2 separate regions of the Homo sapiens genome follow, and region 2 is linked to region 1. A link is an interaction called in ENCODE POLR2A ChIA-PET data of the cell type or tissue named here. Cell type or tissue: OCI-LY7. All regions are shown on one strand. Each heading gives the region's core, and the rest is flanking DNA. Links, peaks and the distances in the headings are about the cores only.

Region 1 (5,388 bases), core at 235-5,234:
AGGAAACTGATGTGAAAGGAAGCTATGAAGGAAACCAACAAAGTAAGAGGACACAGACTTCTCTGATCAATGGGACTGATGTCACAGATTGAGTTCTCAGGGAAGCAGGCTCTGAGACACTGACAAGATGTTTCACCTGTGGGGGACAGGCAGGAAGCAGCATGGGCAAAGGGAGTAGCTGGGGTGTACCCAATGGCCTTCATTGATCCCACTGGGGGATCTGAGAGATGGCCCATTGGAATTATTGAGCCTAAATGACTGGACCATTAGATACCCTCCTGAATCAGTCATTGGATGTCGTTCATCCTGGGACGTGACATGACCTTGGTCAAGGCGACCCTGCAGCTGAGGCAGTCTCCAAAAGGGCCAGTTGCTGACAGCACCCAGAGCTCGGCAGCAAGTCCTTCTTTGCAAGCAAATCTGGGCAGTGCATCTCCATGTCACTCACTGATATGGTGTGGATCTGTGTCCCCACCCAAATTTCATGCTGAATTGTAATCCCCAGCATTGGAGGTGAGGTCTGATGGGAGGTGACTGGATCATGAGGGCAGATTACTCATGAATGGTTTAGTACCATCCTCTTGGTACTGTCCATGGGATAGTGAGTGAGTTCTTGAGAGTTCTGATCGTTTAAATGTGTGTGGCACCTCCTCCCTCGCTATCTTGCTCCTGCTCTGGCCATGTAACGTGCCTGCTCCCACTTTGCCCCCACCCTCCCTCCCCTGCATGATTTTAAGTTTCCTGAGGCCTCCTTAGAAGCTGAGCAGATGCCAGAATCATGCTTTCTGTACAGCCTGCAGAATCGAGGTCAATTAAACCTCTTTTGTCAATGCAAGAACAGACTAACACACCCACTTACATGTATGTGACATCCTCACCATTGTGCTATTTCTTCCAAATAAGGAGAGAACGCCCCACAGTGAGTGGGATGCCCACATTTTGCATTTTTTTCCTGGTTGTAACTGTGCATTCACACAGGGTAATACACTGGCTAAGACCTGAGACTCTTTAGTCAGATCACGTGCTGTAGCTCACTAGCACAACCAGATGCTCAGCCTCTCTGAGGCGCCTCCATTTTTCATTTTAAAAGGGAATAATAGTAGTACCTAGACCATGCAGTTATTATAAGAATTAAGTATGGCAATGCTGTAAGGGGCTTCACTGCACTTCTCATTAATGCTCAGCACATTCTGTTATTGGTGCCTCCTGTCATCTCTCCTTTACCCTCCATGATTGGCTAAATTGTAAATCTGGGGGGACAAGGGGAGATAGCGTGTCACTATGTTGCCCAGGGTGGGCTCAAACTCTTCAGTTCAAGTGATACTCCCGCCTCAGCCTCCTAAGTAGCAAGGATAAATTGGAATGTTATATTAGGTTACACTTGCGAAGACTTTGAGGTGGAGATAGGAAATGGAGTGCTCTTGGGGTCCAGGTCATAGGTGAAGGCCATGAGATAAATACAATAAGCACTACCTAAAGGAAGCTGGAACTTTCTTTTTAATGATGAGAAACAGCAGCCACACTCCAGACAAATGCCAGGCCTCTCCTTCCTGTACCCTGATGGCCCTAACCCCTCACCACACATGTCGTTGCATCTCCGAAGGACTATATTAAATGTCTGTGGATGCTTAAACAACACGAGGGTTAAGGGCACTGACCCCCACATCTATCCATGGAAGCTGGCTGGGTATGGGAGGGTCAATGTCCCTAACGTGTATATATGTATATATATTTATATATACATGCACACACACATACACACACACACACATTCACCTTCTCTGTGAAACATTCCAAGGCCAGTCATCATGGCCTCCCCTTGGCTCCGATGGCTCCATACGCACACCTGCCGCAACCCTGACCACACCGCATTGCAGTTATTTAGCGGGTTTTATTCACAGCCCTTCCCATCCTGCCTACTTCCCTACAGCTGGTAGACTGGGCACCTGAAGATTTAGAGATTGAAGATACAGCCTTATTCAACTTCAAATCCTCAGGGCCTAGCACAGTGTTTGATGAGTGATACTGCCCCCTGAGTGGGCAACAAAGGAGTCAGCAGAGGCTTTAGGAGAGAGGAGGGGACCAAACACCGTGATATGGAAAGAGTCTGTGCACCTCTGTGTTCTGCAGCTCCAGGTTTCTGCTTGTTTTGCACTCTCCTGCTCCAAACTAAGACAGAACCTCACTTCACCATCACCCACTCTTCCCCTTTCTGTTTTCCCCCAGGCTGTTAGAAATTAATTCCTTCAAACTGTGCTTTATTCTATAAGGGTCTGAATAGATAGCGTTTTGTATTGTCTTGTTTTGTTTTGTTTTTGAGACAGGGTCTTGCTCTGTCACCCAGGCTGGAGTGCAGTGGCACAATCACAGCTCACTGCAGCTTCAGTCTCCCAGGCTCAAGTGATCCTCCCACCTCAGCCTCCCTAGTAGCTGGGACTACAGCTTGATCCTCCTACCGCAGCCTCCCGAGTAGCTGGGGCTACAAGTGTGCACCACCACACCTGGCTAATTTTATTTATTTATTTTTTTTTGAGACGGAGTTTCGCTCTTGTTGCCCAGGCTGGAGTTCAATGGCATGCTCTCAGCTCACTGCAACCTCTGCCTCCTGGGTTCAAGTGATTCTCATGCCTCAGCCTCCCGAGTAGCTGGGATTACAGGTGCCTGCCACCATGCCCAGCTAATTTTTTGTATTTTTAGTAGAGACGGGGTTTCACCATGTTAGCCAGGCTGGTTTCAAACTCCTAACCTCAGGTGATCCACCACCTCAGCCTCCCAAAGTGCTGGGATTACAGCCATGAGCCACCACACCCAGCCAATGTTTGTATTTTTTGTAGAGACGGGTTTTCACCGTGTTGCCCAGGCTGGTCTCCAATGCCTGATCTCAAGCGATCCACCTGCCTCGGCCTCTCAAAGGATTAGGGTTACAGGGGTGAGCCACCACACCCTGCCTAGGTCATCTTTAAATCATGTTTTTCTGTTCATATTTGCTCCTTTTGCACTCAGTGTACATGTGTAGACTGATGTGCAGGTGACTAATGCCTCACTAGTAAGGTGTTGATACACTGTTTGCCATCCACACCTTAATTAAAAGTCTTAGAAAAATTTTCCTCCCATTGACCCCTTGCAATAACATTACAGAATGTTAGTGTGACCTTTCTTTGCTGTGGTAACAGCTGCGTGTCTACAAAACCATCTGTGCTTTCTTTATTTCCTTCCGTCCAACCAGCCTCATTCTCACACTTCATAGGCTCGCAATGAAGGCTGCATGTTTCCTGTCAAACTCTCTGGACACTTGCTTTAAATTATGATGTAAGCAATTCTGTTCCAGTATAGCCAAATTTCTGATGCAGTCTTGTCAGAGAAGGGAAAAACATTTAATTATTTTATTTTAAATTCTATTAAATCGGTGGGAATTAAATTTTTCTTTTTCTCATTCAAAAACATAACTTTCACTTTCTGGAAAAAAGTGATATCCCATCCTGATTCCCATCTAACATCTTCAAAATTGGCATAAATTTCACTGTTGCATAGTAAGTTATATAAACTTGGTATTTTTTTTGGGGGGGGGGCTCTGTAGCCATCTTTATGTAAGTGGTTGTGCTTTGCTGCTGGCACCCAGACCCAAAAACATTCCCCTAATTCTCATGTCACAATTGAGGACACTGTCTCTGAAAAGAGAAATGAGTTGCCTGAAGTCACTTAGCTAGAATGAAGTTGCTTCTGTAATTTATTGTGGATTAAGATTTCCTGTGTTGAGGCCAGGTGCGGTGGCTCATGCCTATAATCCCAGCACTTTGGGATGCCAAGGCCGGTGGATCACCTGAGGTCAGTAGTTCGAGATCAGCCTGGCCAGCATGGTAAAACCCCGTCTCTACTAAAAATACAAAAATTAGCTGGGCATGGTGGCACACGCCTGTAACCCAGCTACTCAGGAGGCTGAGGCAGGAGAATCACTTGAACCTGGGGGGCGGAGGTTGCAGTGAGCCAAAATCAAGCCGTTGCACTTCAGCCTGGGCAACAAGAGTGAAACTCTGTCTCCAAAAAAAAAAAAAAGAAAAAAGATTTTCTGGGTCAAATTTGGTGGTGTGTGCCTGTAGTCCCACATACTCAGGAGGGTGATGTGGGAGAACTGCTTGAGCCCAGAGGTCAAGGCTTCAGTGTGCCGTGATGGTGCCACTGCCCTCCAGCCTGGGTGACAGAGCAAGACTGTCTAAAAAAAAGAAAAAAAAAAGATTTGCTCATAGCATGTCTACAATATATGCAGTATTACCACTAATATCTTATAAATTTGCTGGATGAGGATTACATGATCTGTGTAAACTGAAGAAATACACACAAGAAATGTAGTGTATTTTCATTATATTCACATATGGATATGTACCAGAAGAGTTGATATAGTGAATTTGCATAAGAATTGAGAAACCTGGTTATGAATATAGACTTTAATTTGAAATAATACCAACATCCTGAAATCATGCATTATCTCCAAGGTTTTATCTCTTCCTTCCTGTTCCTTCCAGGCAACCAGCAAAGAAGTATTAACCTGTTCTGCCTAGAAAGACAGGATCCTGTGTAATCTTCAAAGGCACATAATCAGAAAGGAAAAGCAAGATTAGGAGTACCTTACATGCATAAATACATAGCTGTCAAAATTCCCCCAAAGTATATTATATCAAAGCTTTCTAAATTTTCCATAGTTATTATTACAAACTTACTAAAGTACAAGAAAAAATAAATAAATCCCTGCGAAGCCTCTGGGCCACCTGGATGACAAAGGAGCTCTTTAGGAAACTTGAGCTCACCATGGATTTGAAAATACACAATTAACAACATGTCAAAAGTTATCATCAATCCAGCTCAATTACACAAATCTTTTTTTGGACAATTTCTACACTTCTCTCTAAAGAAATGAACATGAGCTGGGCACAGTGGCTCACACCTGTAATCCCAGCACTTTGGGAGGCCAACACAGAAGGATCACTTGAGGCCAGGAGTTGAAGACCAGCCTGGGCAATAAAGCGAGAATCTGACTCTAAAAAATTAGCTAGGTTTGGTGGTGCACACCTGTAGTATAGCTACTTGAGAGGCTGAGCCCAGGAATTCAAAGTTGCAGTGAGCTGTGATAGCACCATGGCACTCCAGCCTGAGCAACAAAGCAAGACCCCATGTCTAAAATTTTTAAAAAGTAAGGGATGAACATGAGACTATTTTGAAAGATAAACAGGATTACTGGATTATGACATATATGATAGATATGTTGATTAATTTGATTGTGGTAATCATTTCAAAATGTATCATATATCAAATCATCACATTGTATCCTTGAATACACAACTTTTGTCAATTATACTTTTGTCAATTATTTTCCAGCTCAATAAAGCTGGAAAA
Region 2 (5,388 bases), core at 86-5,085, 150 kb before region 1:
TCCTTGAGTTTACAACTGAAATAAATACATCTGGAAACTGATCTAAACTGCACTCCAACTGACTTCCTTACCCATTGAGTAAAGACTTTCAAGGCCAGGAATGGCGATTCACACCTGTAGTACCAGCACTTTGGGAGACAGAGTTGGGAGGATCCCTTAGGTCAGGAATTCGAGATCAGGCTGGGAAACATAACAAGACAGCATCTTTACTAAAAATAAAATAAATAAATAAATAAATAAATAAATAAATAATTAGCCAGGCATGGTGGCATGGCCCTGTAGTCCAAGCTACTCAGGAGGCTGAGGCAGGAGGATCACTTGAGCTCAGGAGGTTGAGGCTGCAGTGAGCATGATTGAGCCACTACATCCTATCCTGAGTGATCCAGCAAGACTCTGTCTCAAAAAATAATGTTTAAAAATACTTTCAACTTAATAAACTTAAAAATGTCACATCTATAAGAGAATTGGTAAGCAAGATGGCAATACCATTATGTCTCCATTTAGCTTGCCTGTTTAACTCTTGTAGAAAACAGCTGTTTCCCGGTGAATAACAGATTGTAAACTTAATCTGATGTTAATTCCAATTGCTGCTGCTTTTTCCATTTTAGACTATTTACTGGAATAGTCACACAGCACTTAGCATATAATAAATATGCAGTCTGGGAAACGCTTTTTCTCTTTTCCATTATGAAATTCCAGAAGCTGTTTTCTCCTAGTAGGGTTGGCAGATTCCCTATATCCTTTTGCCACAGGGCTCTATCTAATCTATGGTTTTTTGCCACAATTTACTCTGCAGAGACATGACTATTTCACTACTCCATAAGACATCATGCCAGTCCACTACTTGAATGAAATGATGGTGACAGGACCTTGTAAATGGAAAGGAGCAGGTACTTTAGGTATCGTGATAAGACACATGCATGCTGGAGTGTAGGAGATGAATTCCATGGATATTCAGAAGTTTCTGAAAATCTCACACACATACTTCTTCCTTGGCACTCTGTCATCAATCCAAGTTCATGACTATCCAGACCAATCATTAGCCACTCAGTGAAGTTTCTGGCAGGCTTGATGCTTTGGGACAATTGGTGGGTTAACATACACTACATGTTGGCTTGTTGCTTCCAATCACTCACTGAGTAGTTTGTAAGGCTGCCAGCTTTGAATAGGGGCCCAGAAGCATGAAAAGGCTCCCAGTTCTCTAGCTGCAGGGCAAACAATTCTGCCAATTGGCCTTTATAATCCAGCAAATTCAATGATGGTTAAGGTATCTGTCACAAATCAGATGTTATTTGATCATTGTGACAAGACTGGACAGGAGGATCACAGCAAAAGTCCCTTGGAATTTAAAAAATAACCATTACCTCTTTAGCAAAACACGGCTCTAAAAAATAGTTTCCAACTTGCTCCTAAGCCCTGAAAAGATGGACAAAGGGACACAAAGTGACCATGAGATCTGAGATGCACGTGATAAACTGGGATTGAGCCACCAACCCATAAACTGCTGCCCAGAAGCACCTCATAACCAGTGAAGTTTTATATTTAATACCAGGCTCAAGTAAGTCGTGAAAGCACAAATAGTTTGCATGAGCATGTACTGTTAGATACATACTCCTGGTAGGTCTACTTCTGCTGTACTGCCACATGTATGACCTGATGGGAAGTTACCTTTCAGAAGTTGATTAAAGAAGGGGAAAAATATTTGGCTTACAGATGGTCTTGTTCAATATCTTGGCACAGGCCATAAACAGACTACTGCCTAATGACAGCAAGAGACATGACAGCCTTAAGCAGGAGCGACCTTAATCGGGAGTGACCATAAAGGACAGCAGGAGAAATGGTGGCAGACTCAGATCTACAATTACTCCCAGAAGGGAGTGGCTAATGGTTGGTCTGGATAGTCATGGACTTGGATTTATGACAAAGTGCCAGGGATGAAATATGTGTGTGAGATTTTCAGAATTAATCAAGTATTAATATGTTTGTATACAAATGCTCATCCAATGTCCCCACTTCAGAGAGTTTATCAATAATCATGTTGAGAAGATGACTTTCTCTGTTTATGTCAATTGGTATCTTTATCCAGTTGCTTAAGGATTTCTCAATAGACTCATTTATTAAGTAATGATACTGGCAGGACTGAAAAAATGCACTGGCAGAATGGCACCAAAGCTTATCTAGCTAATACCACTGATGATTGCCCAAACTTCCAATCACAAAAACCACTGCTAGGGAATAGACATTTATCCTGGATATGAATTGCCTTTCCTGCCAGCTTATGCCAACATCCCCATCCTTGGACTCTCCATTAAAGTAGACCATAAAATATTGCTTCTGACCAATGACCTCATTTTTGTAGCAAAGAAACTAAAGCCAGTGTTACAAAAGACACTGATCTTAATGATGTTCTCCATCACTCAAAAGCAGTTGACTCTGTTGAATACTGGAATTGCCTACCAAAAACTCATAACCACAGCTAGGAGTTTGGATTGCTACTGTTTTGTTTTTTTTTTGAATGTCACTAGACAATTAAACTTTTATTGAAGCACAAATTGTGGTACAGAAATGCATTTCAACAGATTTAATGCCAACACCAGTGAAAGGAGAAATTACGGCATCAAAACTTTCCTACGTCTATCATACCATGATTTAGATTATGATTCAATCTACATTTCTGTTTTCTAGGCTTTGTCCCACACAAATCTGTGCAGTTTTTCAATATTACAATTCTTAATTCTATTAGGAAAAAAAACAGATCTCAAGTCAACAAATCTATTGGGATATTGTTTATGAGCAAAGTCCACCTTGAGCATTGGTCTTCAAAACAGAGCACCTCAAAATATTAGGCGCTGTGCTCATTACAGAAGCAAACTGAGCACACAGACTGAAAAGTTCCTCAATGAAACTTTCAATCAACAACATGCTTCAAATAAAAGTCAAACAGCATTCCAACCACTTGATTTCAAACCAAGTAGATTTTAGGTTTAGAAACACTTTAAAAAGGTATTTCATTTATAAGTACGGAAGGAACAAAAACATCACCACATCAATCCAGAAATTATCAAAATATTTAGAAGAAATACAAAATTTAGTCAACTTTGCTATTTTCTCAGTTCCTTAAAATCCCAGAATATCTGCAAATATAGCTAAAAGATACCAACTCTTGAAAGCCTATATTTCTAGTCATTTCCCGTTGAGTATTTTGGAATTTTATGTTATGTTTTACTTAGTTACTTATGTATTCTGCTCCATGATGTTTATCTGAATAATTTGGACAATTCTCATTCGGGACCATCATTCATTTCATCCTATGAATGCCATGGTGAGGGAAACACCTGGATTGCTATTCTATAGTTAGTTCTAAACAATATATGCATGCTGTGTCTCCATAGCCAAAATATATGGGTCCATGACTGGACTAGTTTGCTAGCGCTGTCATAAGTTCCACAGACTGAGTGGCTTAAACAATAGAAATCTATTTTCTCATAGTGTGGAGCTAGAAGTCCAAGATGGAGGTGTTGGCAGGGTTGGTTTCTTCTGAGGGCCATGAGGGAAGGAACTGTTTCAGGCGTCTCTCTTTGGTTTATAGAGTGACTTCCTTCTGTACCTGTCTGTGTCCAAATTTCCTCCTCTAACAAAGAGAGAATTAGATTAGGGCCCACCTTAATGACTTTATTTTAACCTGATTATCTCTGTAAAGGTCCTATTTCTAAATATAGTCACATTCTAGGGTTTTGGGGGTTAGGACTTCAACATACGAATGTGGAGAGGACCACAATCTAGCCCATAACAAAGATCAAGGGAGTGAAATTTGGAATAGCATTTCTCAATGTTACTACTCATAAACTCTTGACAAAATTTATGTTTTCCATTATTTGGGGCTCTGCTTGTTTAGAGGTCTTAGCATCTAAGGGAAGGACAACTTTAGCTGATGAAATAATAGTTTTATTGATCTAGAAGGTAAGAATGCCACCTGGCATTTTGAGCTCCTCAGTCTCCTAAATGTTTCCTGTAAAGGGCTGGGTAATACTTCATTGGTTAAGGTGACTGATCATAATAGAGGAAAGGAGCCCTGAGCTCCACAGTGTAAGCAGAAAAGCATATATCTGTATGCCAGTGATTGCTCTGGATCCTCTCCTAGTACTGTTCAAAGGCAATAGTCAAGGAGCAACCTCAGCAGCTGTACAAGGGCAGGACCTCTGAAGTCACATCCATGGGAATAAAACTATGAGCTATCTCACCAGGGTCTTATACCCTAACTGGGGGTAAAGGGAGCACGGAATGAGGGGTGAGGACAGTGTAGAAATGATTAGTATAATATATACTCATATTTCTTCCTTGCTCAAAGATATTAACTCATCTTTTGTTAATTCCTTGTTCTCTATTATTTCACATATGGTGTGATAATGATGAAACAATCTAATTGTGGTATAGTAAAACAGAATTATGATCAACTAGAAAAGGAGTCAATGAGGCTGGGCACGGTGGCTCACGCCTGTAATCCCAGCACTTTGGGAGGCTGAGGCAGGTGGATCATGAGGTCAGGCATTCGAGACCAGCCTGGCCAGCATAGTGAAACCCCTGTCTCCACTAAAAATACAAAAAATTAGCCGGGTGTGGTGGCAGGCGCCTGTAATCTCAGTTACTCGGGAGGCTGAGGGGGGAGAATCACGTGAACCCGGGAGGCAGAGGTTGCAGTGAGCGGAGATTGCACCACCACACTCCAGCCCAGACGACAGTGTGAGACTCCATCAAAGAAAGAAAGAGAGAGAGACAGACAGAGAGAGAGAGAGAGAAAAAAAGAAAGAAAGAAAGAAAGAAAGAAAGAAAGAAAGAAAGAAAGAAAGAAAGAAAGAAAGAAAGAGAGAGAGAAAGAGAGAAAGAGAGAAAAGGAGTCAATGAACTTTTTCTGTAAAGGACCCAACAGTGAACATTTTAATTTTAGGCTTTTTTAGGCTTTGTGTGTCATAAGGAAACTGCAGCAATTACTCAGATCTGCCACTGGGGTACAAAAGCAGCCAAAGACAACATGTAAACAAATAAACAATTTCAATATACATTTATTTTTCAAAAATGAGCAGTAGGCTGGATTTGGCCTAAAAGCTGTAATTTGCCAACTGCTAAACTAGAGGATAAAGGTACATCCGGATGTTTGCGGTGATTGGTGAGATTTTGATTCTCCCCTTTAGAAAGAAGGTGAAGGATAGTTGTTTTCATTTTTTCGAGAAAATGGGGGTGTTGATGTTTTGAAGTTTAATTATAGGTCTTTGTGGGCCCAGCAAAGGAGATGGACTGTCAACAGTATTGCAAACTGGCTCACTCAACTCCTAACCCAAACCTCTTTTATCACGCTTTCCTGTACAATAGAGGCTGGAAAGCTAAAACTTC

The links. ChIA-PET counts read pairs that join two places held together with the same protein. Peaks named below come from ENCODE experiments on the same cell type or tissue, not always from the same donor. Only the 100,000 strongest peaks of a DNase experiment are listed, where the experiment ranks them.
Region 2: POLR2A ChIA-PET joins it to region 1 with 10 read pairs; 5 of 35 experiments call an interaction of 5 or more read pairs at or near these places.

Annotation. Positions count from the first base shown.
Region 1 is chr9:71,772,000-71,777,387 of GRCh38, forward strand. No RefSeq gene overlaps it. Among named protein-coding and RNA genes, the nearest start is that of CEMIP2, 6.2 kb to the left of the region's middle. In OCI-LY7, for the core only: no CTCF peak of the experiment used is centred there; a DNase peak (open chromatin) is centred at 3,222.
Region 2 is chr9:71,619,892-71,625,279 of GRCh38, forward strand. No RefSeq gene overlaps it. Among named protein-coding and RNA genes, the nearest start is that of CEMIP2, 150 kb to the right of the region's middle. In OCI-LY7, for the core only: no CTCF peak of the experiment used is centred there; no DNase peak of the experiment used is centred there.